3 separate regions of the Homo sapiens genome follow, and regions 1 and 2 are each linked to region 3. The links are chromatin contacts, found by Hi-C in ENCODE. All regions are on one chromosome and are shown on one strand. Each heading gives the region's core, a stretch centred on a gene start or an enhancer-like site at or near the end of the contact. The rest is flanking DNA. Distances are from core to core; before and after follow the strand shown.

Region 1 (4,523 bases), core at 1,072-3,571, 5.2 Mb after region 3:
CTGAAGAGTAATTCCTCAACATTAGGTGCTCAACTATTTCAAGAATTTATTTTCTGGTCAGGTGGGGTTGCTTAGCCTATAATCCCAGCGCTTTGCGGGGCTGATGTGGGAGGAGTCTGAGACCAACACAGGGAGACTCTGTCTCTACAAAAAATAAAAAATTAGCTGGGTGTGGTGGTGTATGCCTGCAGTCCCAGCTACTTGGGAGGCTGAAGCAGGAGGACCACTTGAGCCTGGAAGGTCAGGCTGCAGTGAGCCATGATTGTGCCACTGCACTCCAGCCTGGGCAACACAGTGAGACCCTGTATTTAAAGAAAAAAAAAAAGGGAATTTTTTTTGGTACATATTTTGCAGCACTGTGGTTCCCCTGTGTAAGATTAGTCGAGAGAAGGAACAATAAAATCTGTAACTGGTTATGATCAATTAGTTGTAAACACCATTACACTTGGACCAGCCTATGTTCAGATTTTGATCTAAGATACAACATTAAAATGTCATACTGTATTTGTTTCCGTTGCATTACGTGAAAAATCAGGGCTTAAAATAAAAATATCCAATATAAGAGACATGCCAGCAACTGTTAATAGTGCTGAGATGTAACAGTGAATATAAAGTAGGTAAAGTCTCCGCTCTCATGGAACTTACATTCTAGTAAGAAAAATACAGAAAAGAAAAATGAGTCAGACTCTCAAACTGAAAGAATGACTAACCCTGACCCCAAGGGATTTTCACCAAGCACTAGAGCTTCAGGTGATCTAGCCAAATCCATAAAACAAGGTATTATTTTAAGATTACTGCAATAGGGAAACATACTTTCTCTTGACGGAAATTTTAAGCACTCCTTTGGTTTTCCAAATTTGTTGCATAAATAACTCCTCCTGGCTCTGGCCCACTAGGTAGGCAGACTTAAAGAGCACACGTTGACAGTGGGCCAGGAAGGAGCCAAGTCAGGAAGAGAAAAAAGTGCGAAGCCTGGGCAAAACTGTACTGCCAAGGCTGTGGGGCCTTGGAAAGGACAGATAGTTCTGCTGGCTGAAAGACACAGAGCATACATTCAAACGAAAGGCCAAGCTACGCTTTGCTCCTTGCAGTTAATACCTGCTTGGGGGTGGTTTTAAAACTCAGTTCCTTATTAAGGTAGTGCTTAAGGAGAGTGCTCCAAATCGGCTTCTTGAGTTGAATTAATCTTCTGGCTCCGGTCTCCACTGGGAATGAATTACTAGAGCTCGTTTCAAGCTCTGAAATTTCCCTCCATACTATTATACACGCCACAGTACGAAATTACGTTTGTCATTTTTTGAGCAATGACCATTTGTCATTGTCCTTCCCTCGCCTTGTTCACAGTTGTATCGTTGGCATCTGGTCCAGAGCCTGGCTCTGAGAAACTGCAGTTACGAAATATTTACTGAATGAAAGAGCACAGGGAGATGGAGAGGAAGATTGATAGCCTCCCTGCAACCGGACCTCCTTAGGGGCAATAAGGAAAAAACAAAACAAAACAAAAAAAGAGACACACTACACCTCGACCCTTTCCCAAGCAAAGGCCAAACGGGCCCCGGGGTCACAGGGACCTCGGGGGGTCGCAAGGTCAGGAGAATGCCGCACGCCAAGGTCGCAGGTGCGGGAAGGAAAGCGAGGCCCGAATGCCGGCGCCCCGGAAACCTTCCTCTCGCGCTCTTCCCGCCCAGGGCACACACGCGGCAGCCAGCCGCCGCCGGCCCACCGACTCGGGCGGGCCGGGGGCCAGGACAGGTGCGCCCGCCGCCCCCAGGGCACCCTATCAAGGGCACGGTCGTTACCCGGCGCCGCTGCCCCAGTACTATCCGCACCCCTCCCACTGAATGGGAGTCCGGCAACCGCCGAGGGCCACACTTCCTTTCCCTAGGGATTGCGTTGCACGCCTTCCTGCAGGGCCCAGTGCGGGGACCAGAGGGATGTGGGATCCTGAGGATCACTGTGGGGCACGGACGCTCAATCCTCAGTCCCCAGTAAGGGAAAGCCGAGGGGGTGGCAGAAAAGTGTGTGTGTGTGCGTGTGAGTGACAGTGTGTATTTGGGGGCCGGGAGGGGTGAATGTCCTGGGGTGCTCGCAGCTCGGCGGGGCAGGGCCATCGCCCTGGCTCCATCTCCGTTTCCCTTGGCTTACCTGGCTCTGGCAGAGGCCGCGGCGGCGAGGCCCGGGTGGAAGGCGGCGGCGATCCCGGGGAGGACGCGGCCGGAGTGCAGCAGGGCCATGGTGGACCGTAGGAGGGCAGTGGGCAGCCGCAGGACGGAGCAGAGGGCGAGCGGACACACACACAGGGAACCGGCTCCTGCTGAAGGTAAGGACAGGGACTTCCCTGGGCCAGAGCGGCCGCGTGCTGGGCCCGAGCCACGTCACAGCGATCCCTGGCGGCCGGCGGGCGGAGCGGCGTGGGCTCAGCGGAGGTCGTGGAAGAGGATGACTGCACAGTTTACCTACGCCCAGCCCTTGCTGCGCTTCATTCATTTAATCCAGCTGGGCCAGGCCTGGCCGGCCGAAGAGGTGGCTGCTGTTATGGCAGTTTGAAAGATGAGAAAATGTAGGCTGACATAGTTGACGTATTTTGTCTGATGCCTTACAGCCATTAGGACCCAAGGTGGCCTTACTTTCAACCCTAATAGTTTCCCTAAGCACAAGTCATGTCACGTCGTTCCTGAATGTTTCCTTATCCCCCACCCTTTTTTTTTTTTTTTTTTTTTTGAGATGGAGTTTCACTCTGTCACCCAGGCTGGAGTGCAGTGGCGTGATTTCGGCTCACTACAACCTCTGCCTCCCAGGTTCAAGCGATTCTCCTGCCTCAGCTCCCCGAGTAGCTGGGTTACAGGTGCCACCACCACGCCCGGCTAATTTTTGTATTTTTAGTAGAGACGGGGGTTTCACCATGTTGACCAGTCTGGTCTCAAACTCCTGATCTCAAGTGATCTGCCCGTCTCAGTCTCCCAAGACTGCTAGGATTACAGGCATGAGCCACCGCACCTGGCTTCCTTATCCCTTTTATGGAGAGGGTCGCATGTGTATTTTGTGGGGCAGTTGTGAGGATTAATAAGATTAGCAGATTATGTCTAAAACAGGGCCTGATTTAGTAAGCACAAAATAACCCATGGTCATTAATGACAAACTCGTGTATGTCAAATCCTGATAACTGTTTGTGGAAGGAAATGAATCGGTTTTGAAGGAAATGAATCGGTTTTAAAGGAAAAAGCAAATGAATTTCAGACACATCCACAAGTCAAACGAGTCTTTCTCATGTGTAGTCTATTTCTCTGATACTCGTCTCTTAAACCAAGGTAGGGGCCCGGTGTGTTGGCTTATGCCTGTAAACCCAACACTTTGGTAGACTGAGGCAGGAGGATAGCATGAAAACAAGAGTCTGAGACCAGCCTGGGTAACAAGATGAAACCCCCATCTCTTAAAAAAATAAAAAAAAATTAGCAGGATGTGGTGTTGCGTGCCTGTTCCAGCTACTCAGAAGGCTGAGGAGGGAGGATTGCTTGAGCCCATTAATTCAAGAGTGCAGGCCGGGCGCGGTGGCTCACGCCTGTAATCCCAGCACTTTGGGAGGCCGAGGCAGGCGGATCACGAGGTCAGGAGATCGAGTCCATCCTGGCTAACCCTCTCTCTACTAAAAAAATACAAAAAAAAAGTAGCCGGGCATAGTGGCGGGCGCCTGTAGTCCCAGCTACTCGGGAGGCTGAGGCAGGAGAATGGCATGAACCCGGGAGGCGGAGCTTGCAGTGAGCCAAGATCGCGCCACTGCACTCCAGCCTGGGCAACAGAGCCAGACTCCGACTCAAAAAAAAAAAAAAAAAAAGAGTGCAGTGAGCCAGGATTGCGCTACTGCACTCCAGCCTGGGTAACAGAGTGAGACGCTGGCTCTAAATAAATAAATAAATACATACATAAATAAAATAAAACCGAGATAGAACTGTGTACCTTGGCAATTTAATATCTCCTCTGTGGCTCCACGTTGCCTGAATGGTAAAGTCTAAACCCCTACTTAGGGCCACATTCTAGGTCCTTCCGGCCCAGCTCCAATTTACTGTCTCAGACCCTTATGCTCTCATATGACCTTGACCTATGCGCCTATAGGCCATGACTTGGGATTCTACCTGTGAAAAGTAAAGTAGAGATTCTTCTTTAAAGACTTTCCTCCCTGTCTAATTAGAAATAAATAGTAACTTCTCTTAAAAACAAAATGTATTCAAAGACCTGTACTAACAGTCTTAAATATCTGCTAGCCATAATAAAGAAATCAATGTACTTTATGTTCCTAGCTGCCACCATTTAGCCTAAATATTTGCCCTGGCATGCTTATACTGGTCCAAGCAAGCATTAGGTCATAGCCTGTTCCTCTTCCTTATTTGAAGGTGTTTTTACCTTTCTCAGCATTCCACAAGTTACTTCCTCCTTCCTTTGCTCTCCTCTGCCTTTGCCTCTTTTAAAAAGTTCTAAGTTGCTAGCCAATCAGAACAAATACAAAATGTGAGGACCTGTTCCAGCCA
Region 2 (4,529 bases), core at 571-3,070, 6.8 Mb before region 3:
AATACTCAAGTTTCCTTTCCCAATAAAATTCATGAGGACAAGACTGTGTGTCTGGCTGATTGCTCCCAACTGGTTCACCCAACAAAGAATCGGAGTGTGTAATACATCCTCAATTAAGTGTTTTCCATTACAAAACAATATAAATGTCAATCCATAAACGCTGGAAACACACAAATCCTAAAGTTAAATTTTGCGCCGGTCTTGTATCAATTCCCAATTATAAAAATCCTGAGAAACAGGCAAAATCACCTTGTACGGCAACACGTTATATGAAAATAGTATTTGTAAAACACTTAATCCTTTCTGGCATTAAGACATTTAAAGTGAAATCTGTTTCCAGGCTTACAGATTTACAGAAGCCTATCTACACAGAGTGAGTAAGGTAATTAAAGCGGACATACAGTATATACTCAAAAAATTTATTTACACAGTGCAGGCTATGTTAAACGCTAATAAAATGCAAGTGACAACTTGCCTTTGTGGGAACCAGACACAAAGATTCACATTTTGAGGAAGTTCAAGTTTACCGGCCAACAGCCACACCACGATTTGCTGCCGTCATAGACGGGCCCTAAGGAGAAGTACTGCTTCCAGCAAGTCAAATACTTGGATTTTATCAATGGCGAGACAAAAGAGGCAAGGTGCGCCCAATGCACAAATGCTAAAGTAAACAATCAGTCTCCTTTGCGACCGTCAGGATTAGAAGACAGCCTGAGTCCTTCCAGGAAATTCATGTAAGCAGGTCCCCAGAACTCGCTGACAAACACTGCAGCCGAAGGCGGGTATGAGGCCAAGAAAGGCCAAGGAATCACTGCGACCCCTCCAGGAGGGCGTGGGGACGGCCGAGCACAACTAGGCACAAAGGTAGAAACGCAACATCTGGGCGGGTCCCGGCGCCACCTCCGAGTCTCAGGGCCTCCACGCGCCCCGGGGGCCAGACGCTCAGACCTAGGACTACCGGTCCCCTCGTGGTAGGCAGGTGACCGATTCCACTTAAAGGAGGCCGCAGGCCTTCATGGACCCCAAAGCCTACATGCCAAGTCAACCCCACAGAGAGGCCGCCCCGTCTCTCAGCAACGGCCGCAGCCAAGAGCCGCCGCCCACCCCGGCCCGGATCAGCCTGCCCGCGGCCTTCCTCCTGCTGTCCCCTATCCCGCAGGCCAAATCGGGCTGGTCTTAATCCCGAACGGTCTGTGGGGCCCCTTCTCCACTCGCTGGAGTGCGGGGCGGTGGGAGAGAGCAGGGGCTACAAGGAGGGTCGACCCAGGTGCCACTGCCCCCTCAGCACTCACCATGGCGACTCCCCAGAGCCTGCAGCAAGCAGCACCCGCCCCGCGCGTAGCCTCCCGCGGTCATGTGACGCTGCGGCCCCTCCAAGCCCCGCCCTCTCTAGCCCCGCCCCCGGGCCCTACAGGCGGCTCATTGATTGGCCTACTTCTAGGAACCCGAGTCTCGCGTGCTTATTGGCCCTGTCACTTAACGCTAGATGGACGGACCTGAGCGCCAGCCAATCTCACCACAGCGTGCGAGAGTGGGCGGAGCAGTGCAGGGCAGTGGGGATCGCCCGGCGGCAGGCAGGAGACAACAGGAGGGAAAGGCAGTGTGTGATGAGTTTGTCAAGAAGGAATGGAAGGAGGGGGAGCCGACAAGTCCACGTTCACCGCATCTGCGTTGGCGATTGCGCTATTGATGCGCATGCGCAAAAGGAAGACCCTGATTGGTTTGTGGGACGGTCTCAACGTCCTGTCCTAACCAATCCAGATGCGCCGGGGGTGGGGCCTGGCTCTCACTGGCCGGTGCAGCCTTTGCGCGCGGGTTTCGTTGACCCGCGGCGTTCACGGGAATTGTTCGCTTTAGTGCCGGCGCCATGGGGTCGGAGCTGATCGGGCGCCTAGCCCCGCGCCTGGGCCTCGCCGAGCCCGACATGCTGAGGTGAGTTCGGCCGCGCAAGACCAGGGCTGGGCTTCCGCCTCGCGGCCCTGGGCCCTCAGGTGAGGCCCGCGCCCTTCCCAGGCGACGGGCGGCGGGGGAGTGACGGGGAGCGCTGGGGCCGGGCGGGGTTTAGGGCCTACTTCAAGAAAAACTTCTCGGCCGTGAGCTTGAATGAGATGGCAAGAAGGGCGATAGCAAACGGCGATGGCACACGTCCCTGGGAACAGCCAGCCCTGTCCGTGGGTAGAAAAATGAGCCAGGGAGAACTTTCCGTTCATTCCGCCAACGCCTACTGCAGTCGGGTTTATAGCGGGGAACCCGACAACGAGGCGCAGACCCCGCTGTCTGTAAGGGCGAGGACTGTGTAGACCTTAACCGGGCAATGCTCCTGAGCCACTGGGCTTGGGGTGGAGCGCGGCCTAGCGGCTGCCTTTAACACAAAGAAACAAACAAAACTCGGAAAAGCAGGCGCCGTTCCCGCTGAGGCCGGATTGATGGCAGATGCTAGGCGAGGAAAGATATGGCAAGAGCAGCCCAGGCAGGGGCGACAGCTCCTGTAAAAGCGTTGAGATGGGAAGCGGGATCCGGGGTTCGAAATAAAGCCATTGTAGCTAAAACGTGGAGCAGTCAGGCGAGGGAAGGCAAGGAAAACAGCACTTAAAAGATTTGAAGACAAACCTGCAGGACTCGGTAGTCATTTAGAACAGTGGTTCTCAAAATGTGGTTCCTGGACCAGCAACAGCCATATCATCTTGTCACTTGTTAGAAATACAAATTCTTGGGTCCCACCTCAAGCCTGCTGATCAGTAACTCGGCCTGGGACCCAGTAATTTGCAAGTCCCCAAGGTGATTTTCGCCTACCATCAAGTTTAAGAACTACTGATTTAAAGGAAATAGGAGGAAAGGAGGAACCCTGGTCTAACCTGCCTGTCTCTGATAGTTCGTGCTTGTTCCAGTAATGGAAGGAGGAAAGAAGGGTAATTTTTTTGTCAAAATTTAACTTCCTTTTGCCTGAAAGCATTTGAGCACAGTGATGTTTGGAGTCAGTGCTGGTTCTGTCTTCCTCTCACCAGAGGATATGACCTTCATTCCCAGCCCCAGATAAACGAGCCACAGGAGTTAGGCTTAGTGTGAAGCTAACCAGGCTGTATTCATTGTTTACCAACGTGTTGAGCAAACTTCTGAATAAGTTGTAGCGAACACACTGCCCTTTTAACCAGGAAAGCAGAGGAGTACTTGCGCCTGTCCCGGGTGAAGTGTGTCGGCCTCTCCGCACGCACCACGGAGACCAGCAGTGCAGTCATGTGCCTGGACCTTGCAGCTTCCTGGATGAAGTGCCCCTTGGACAGGGTAAGTAGGTCCCACCGAATGTCTGAATAATCCAGTGCAACATTGAAGCTCTTTTAACTTTTGGTTGAACTAAACCCTAGTAAAAACTCTTGTTTTAGAATTGTCCTGGGTATTCTTGTGTGTTATTCTGGAAATACTGTAGAATCATTTTGCATTGGAAAATATTTTTTTGCCATGTTTTCTTTACTCTTCACTGTTTTCCCTGACCACCTCTTTCTCGGCTAGAGGCCATCTTCCACATTGCTGCTAGCATTACCCTCCTTTTAAAGCACGTATTTCCAAACCCCTATGCTTTTCTTCCAATGTCACAGTGTTTGAGAGAACAAGCTTTGGGGTCAGTCAGGAGGAGTTTCATGTTGAGATCAAATCTCCACACTAGCTACCTCTGTTAGCCTCCAGTGTCCTCATCCATAAAGTGAAGATAAAATATCCAATTTCGCTGGATTATTATGAGGATTAAATGTACATAACACCATTAACACAGCACCTGTGTCATAACGATACACTCATTAAATGGTAATACTAAAAACAAAGCTTTGTTGATGACCATCAAACTCTCCAGCCTCTCTTGAATCCTGGCCTCAAGCTGCAGTATTCTCTTAACAGACTCTGCACGTCAATGATTTGTGGCTTTGAAAATGCAATACCTTGTTTTTTTCCTGCAATGCTCTTCTGGCAAACTCCTATTTGTCTTACATGACCTTGCCTTATTGTTACATTGAAACTTTCCTTAAGTCTCCCAGACAGAGCTGGTTTCCCACAGTGGATCCTCCTGTTTCTTTTCCTAGTTTCCTTTTCCTCTTTCTCTCCTGCACACACACACACACACACACACACACTCTCTCTCTCTCTCTCTCTCTCACCACCCCGCCCCCTACTCCACTCCCGCTACTTCTCTCCTTCCTTTTCCCAATAAATTACACGTTAGCACCTTTGTATAAACACAAGTAACCATCTGTGTGTTTCCTGTGGTTTTTTACTGCCTATTTTGACTATATTAATATTGTGTTATAATTTTAAATCATCTGTGCATATGCATGACTGCCTGCCTTTGCATAGTTTGAACTCTTTGAAAGCAGTACTTCCTCAGCCTGACATGATTACCAGTTTTTTGACTAAATGAAGCTAAACCTTTAGGTAGAGTGACTTGCCACAAAATTAATTTTGAAAAGTTATACTGCTTATTAAACAAGTGTTTAAGGGTACTAATATATAGAACTTAAGGTTTTTATGATTTGTGTATGTGT
Region 3 (4,368 bases), core at 556-3,055:
GTCATAAAGTCAGTGGGTCATTTACTAAAAATACAAAGAAGCAAAGGAAAAGCAGCCAAGCCCAGCTGTAAGAACAGCAACTTCCCTGCCCTGGTATTTCCCCCCAGGCTCTGTTACCTTTAAAGCAGAGCTCCTTCTCTGAATTCCTACTTGCACCAATCAAACGGCTGAAGGTGAAAAGGGTCAAAACTAAGCAACGTTTTCCTAATTTCTTAAACAGATCATGAGCAAACCATGTACTAAATGTCCCCAATCAGCAATAATTTGTCTTCTCTGACGAGCTTGTGACATCCAGGGACGTACCCAACCCAGGTCATCCATACCTTGCCAGTGCCCATTACTGCTGTTTTGTTTTCCAAGAGAAAATGCCACCCAGTAATTAAATCAGAGGAATGAAGATCCTGGCTCTTCTACTAGCATGGATAACATGCAATAAGTAACAACAGTTCTCCGCAAATCTGCCTTTAAAGGTGAGTATGACACACTGAATATACTTGAGATATCAAAAATGTGCGGGGGCATGTTCCCCTTTGGCTCAAATGAAGACACTGATTTTCAGATCTAGCAGTAATGTGCAGCACCCCAGTGTCCTCTAGGACACACCTAACACGGGACCGGATCCCTTGGGACACAGTGGTGTGCTCCACAACATACATTTAATGGGCTGGTGCAAACCTGTAAAGTCTCTTAAAGGTCTAACGCGTTAGGATTCTCTTTAAGAATCCAGTAAATTTTGTCCCCAGTTCTGCCTGTCATTAAGCAGGAGGTATTGTCTTCTGCTGCCTAACTTTGCTATGGATCTTTTAATCCAATGTTTCCAGCAGCAACATAATCACGAGAAACTGTAGCACACTTTTCAGGGTCTAGTCTAGGACAAGCACAGCATACATGTTCTGAGAGGAATGACATAGATGGAAGCAAGACATGTTACATCCTTGTCACTTGGAAACAATTTTAGAATTTCTGCCTGTTTGGCCACGGCTGCATTCCTTTACATCACCCAGCTGAGAAGTCTGGGTCTTCAGCCTGCGCGAATGACAGTGCGTGGCAGAGCTAAAACTAGGCTAAAACATGAGTGCTGCTGTTACTCTACATGCCACAGCGCACTCACATCACCCCGAATCGGACTTAAGAAATTACACGTTAAGAGGAGACAGAGCAGGGGCCAGAAAAAAAAAGATGAAAACGGCCCGGGCCAGGCTCGCTGGGGACAGCCGGGACCCGCGGCGGCCTCGGACCGGCACCCTCACCGCGGGCGGAAACCCGTCTCTGAGCACTCAGGGAATCTGGACAAACCTGTCTCGAGGTGATGCAAGGCGGGGGCCCTGTCCTGGCCTCGCAGCTAGCTCGATGCTGGCCCGGGAGCCGCGGGCCCCTCCAGTGGGGGGGCTCTGGGGCCCGGCGACGCCCCCTTAACCAGAGCTCGGGGTCGGGACCCGGCCGGGGAGGGCGGGCACGGGCCGGGGCGAGCCAGCTGGGCCCCCCTCTCCCTCGGGCCGGGCCAGCCCAGCTCCAGCCGCAGTCCCCAGCAGCAGTCCCGGGCTGCGAGGCGGCCAGCGCAGCAGGTGCCTGCAAACGCGCACAGGTGCCCGGCCCCGCCTCCGTGTCCCACTGCGGCCGCCGTCGCCGAGTCGCGAGCGCCTAGAAAGATGGACAAATGCCGGGCCCGTGGAGGCTGGCGGCCAGATTTACAGACACCTCAGCCCTCGCGTACCCACCAGCCTGCCGGGCAGTAAGCCTCACCCCAGTGCCTTCAATGCAGAGCTCCTGGCTGCCAAGCGCCGCCGCGGCCCGACAGCATCTCCCGCCGCAGCGCCAGCCCTGCCCCTGCTTGATCCCCGCCCCGCCCCACCCCGCCCTGCCCTGCCCTGCCCTGCCCTCGGCAGCGGGCTCCGCCCCCTGCTGCACGATCCTGGGGCCCGAGGCTTCCGCCTGGCCTCCCGGCGCCAACTGGCTCTCACACCTGCCCGTCAAAGACGTTCTTCCGGGGGCGTTGGGAAGAACACACTCGGTCCTGCAAATCAAATCACCCCGGTTTGGGTGGGACTGCACTTGACCCTCCCCTTACGTAACAGCGCCTGGGACGGCCTGTCAGTCATGGAAGTATCGGCCCCCCGGGGAGGGATGGGGCAGAGACAAACAAGCGCCGGGTCACAATTGGCCAGGGCGTCTGCCAGTCACCACGGAGACCTTCCCGGAGGTTTATTCGCACAGCCCACAGCGCAACCGCCATGCGCAGGGGCTGGGGCATACGCTAACGTCTGCAAGCCAAGCTTTTGGGGAGGGCCGGGCCGCGCGACTGCCCAGTGGCTCCCATCGCTAGGTCCTACTGCGTTGGGCGGCGCTGCGAGGCCCGAGGCCGCCACGTCGGGCCCACAGGGTACCAGGGGTCAGAAGGACACTTGGCGTGGCATCAAGAAACGCCCGTTCTCTCCATCAGTGCAGGAGCTGAAGGCTGGAGCTGAAGGGAGCTCAGCTCCAAGTGGGCCCTGGGCACTAGAGCAGCCAGAGGAGCTTTGTAAATCTGTGTGTGTCGGCCCCGACCTGCAGCATCCGAGTGGGGGCCGGGGGCTGGGGGGAGGGGGGAGGCTGAGGACCAGGAATCCACATCTGTCACAGTTCGCTGCTGATTCTGGCGCACACTGAAGTTGGAGAACCTCTCCCATAGCAACATAGTTCCTGGTCTTTTTTTTTTTTTTTTTTTTTAATTCACACGCTCTCATTTGGACCTCCCGTCTGCTTTCCCATGGAGGTCTCTCTCTGGCCTAATTCTGTGACTGCTGCCAGCTGCTTTCCAGGCCTGTTCTTACCAACGGTGCCTCCCCGTGGTTAGTCCGTCCAATCTCGGCACTCCACTTCCACACTTGCGCGACAGCCCTCTCCCCGCAAGCCCCTGCCCCTTTTCTAGACACCAGAGGCACTGACCTGTCTGTGACACCGCCTCAGTGTCTTACACTCAGAAGCCGCATTCTCTGGCCGGGTTGTTTGGTCCATTTTTGGTTGCCTCTGAGATTCTGGTAAGTGACTTATTAAAGGGCAGGAAGCCAAATTCTCCTGATGTTAATCCCAAGGGTTGGTTCTGAAACCCAGCTTCCTCCCCTAGCTGAAAACACTTCTGAGCCACTTCCTTTTGTCCCCTTAGGACACATTTAGGAATGTTATCATGCCTTTTAATACGAGTCTTAATACAGAAAGGCAGGCAAGCAGGAAATCCTTTTTTCAGGCCACAGGTGGTCTCCTTTGGCACCTCTGTGGCCCATTTCCTCCCAATCTTCTTTGAAGCTCATTATCCTCTGCAAAGCTTTTTTTCTGCTTTCCTCCTTTCCCCAACCTTCAGTTTTCACCGAGGACCCACATAGGTATTTCTCCAGCTCACATCTATCCACTGAGCTTCCAATGCATGTCATCAACTGCGTACTTGGCACCGGATGACTCAGACGCACACCAGCATCAGACTGCACATGGCAGGAAAGCCAACTCAAACCGGCTTACTTAGCAAGGGGATTTCTCTCCCATGGGAGGATTGTCTCCAGAGGTGGTGCCCTGGTCTTCAGGCTCTGCTTTCCTTGCAGTCCCTGGAATTGCACTTTCAGGCTGGTAGCAAGATGGCCGCGGCACACCCAGGATCTCACAAAATTAAAAGTATCCCTTTCTTCCAGTGGTCCCTTTTGAAATACATGACTACCTTTCCCAGAAGCTCCGCAGAAGAAATGCCTGCAGGTTTCAATGGCCAGAAGTAAGTCTCTGGCCACAACGAAACCCAGTCAACGGCAAGTGGAAGGAGTCCGCCATGATCGACTTGGGCTGAGATTTTCCCTAGATCTCTGCCTGGACTTTAGGCAGAGGAGAGCCATGATCAGATTTGTATTTTGAAAACATCACTTTGTGCGGAAAACAGATTGTAGGGGCACAAGGCTCACGGGGCAGTTGAGGAACCATGGCAGTAGTTCAGGCAACAGAGAATCGCATGAATTTGAAGGTAGAGATGGAGAATTGAATGAGTTCCAGAGATGTTTAAGACGGGATGATATAGTTTGGATATGGTTTGACCCTTCCAAACCTCATATTGAAATGTGACCCCCAATGTTGAAAGTGGGGCCTGGTGGGAGTATTTGGGTCATGGAGGCTGATCCCTCATGAAAGGCTTGGTGCTGTCCTGGCAGTAGTGAGTTCTTGGCAGTAGTGAGTGAGTTCTATTAGTTCCCGAGAGAATTGATTGTCAAAAAGAGCCTGTCACCTTCTCCTCCCCTGACCACTGCTCTCTCTCTTGCCAAATGATTCCTGCTGGCCTCTCCCTCTGCCATGAATGGAAGCTTCCTGAGGTCCTCACCAGAAGATGCTGGTGCCATGCTTCTTATACTTAGTTGC

The links. A loop is a pair of places that touch in the nucleus more often than their neighbours do. Pooled maps may share reads with other maps.
Region 1: a loop to region 3 is called in a pooled map, with 26 times the contacts of the local background. The contact joins the promoter of GOT2 here to the promoter of AKTIP in region 3. A Hi-C loop is called at or near these places in 1 of 37 single-sample maps with no recorded cell type and 8 of 50 pooled maps.
Region 2: a loop to region 3 is called in a map of gastrocnemius medialis, with 18 times the contacts of the local background. The contact joins the promoter of ORC6 here to the promoter of AKTIP in region 3. A Hi-C loop is called at or near these places in 2 of 168 maps with a recorded cell type or tissue (gastrocnemius medialis and sigmoid colon) and 8 of 50 pooled maps.

What each region holds. Positions count from the first base shown.
Region 1 is chr16:58,731,995-58,736,517 of GRCh38, forward strand. GOT2 (glutamic-oxaloacetic transaminase 2) reads right to left here and starts at 2,322. Exons shown (of 10, transcript NM_002080.4): 1 at 2,146-2,322. The coding sequence starts at 2,234. RefSeq lists silencers at 1,647-1,736, 1,837-1,926 and enhancers at 2,049-2,667, 2,367-2,446.
Region 2 is chr16:46,687,839-46,692,367 of GRCh38, forward strand. ORC6 (origin recognition complex subunit 6) reads left to right here and starts at 1,821. Exons shown (of 7, transcript NM_014321.4): 1 at 1,821-1,932; 2 at 3,153-3,282. The coding sequence starts at 1,868. It overlaps VPS35 (VPS35 retromer complex component), which reads right to left and starts at 1,340. Exons shown (of 17, transcript NM_018206.6): 1 at 1,293-1,340. The coding sequence starts at 1,295. RefSeq lists enhancers at 811-1,508, 1,509-2,207, 2,445-2,524, 2,575-2,644 and silencers at 1,045-1,094, 1,245-1,484, 1,805-2,104.
Region 3 is chr16:53,501,404-53,505,771 of GRCh38, forward strand. AKTIP (AKT interacting protein) reads right to left here and starts at 1,806. Exons shown (of 10, transcript NM_022476.4): 1 at 1,744-1,806. LOC124903690 (a long non-coding RNA gene) reads left to right here and starts at 2,977. Exons shown (of 2, transcript XR_007065069.1): 1 at 2,977-3,017; 2 at 3,338-4,368. RefSeq lists enhancers at 1,002-1,503, 1,504-2,003, 2,464-2,563 and silencers at 1,274-1,573, 1,834-1,903, 1,924-2,163, 2,884-2,973.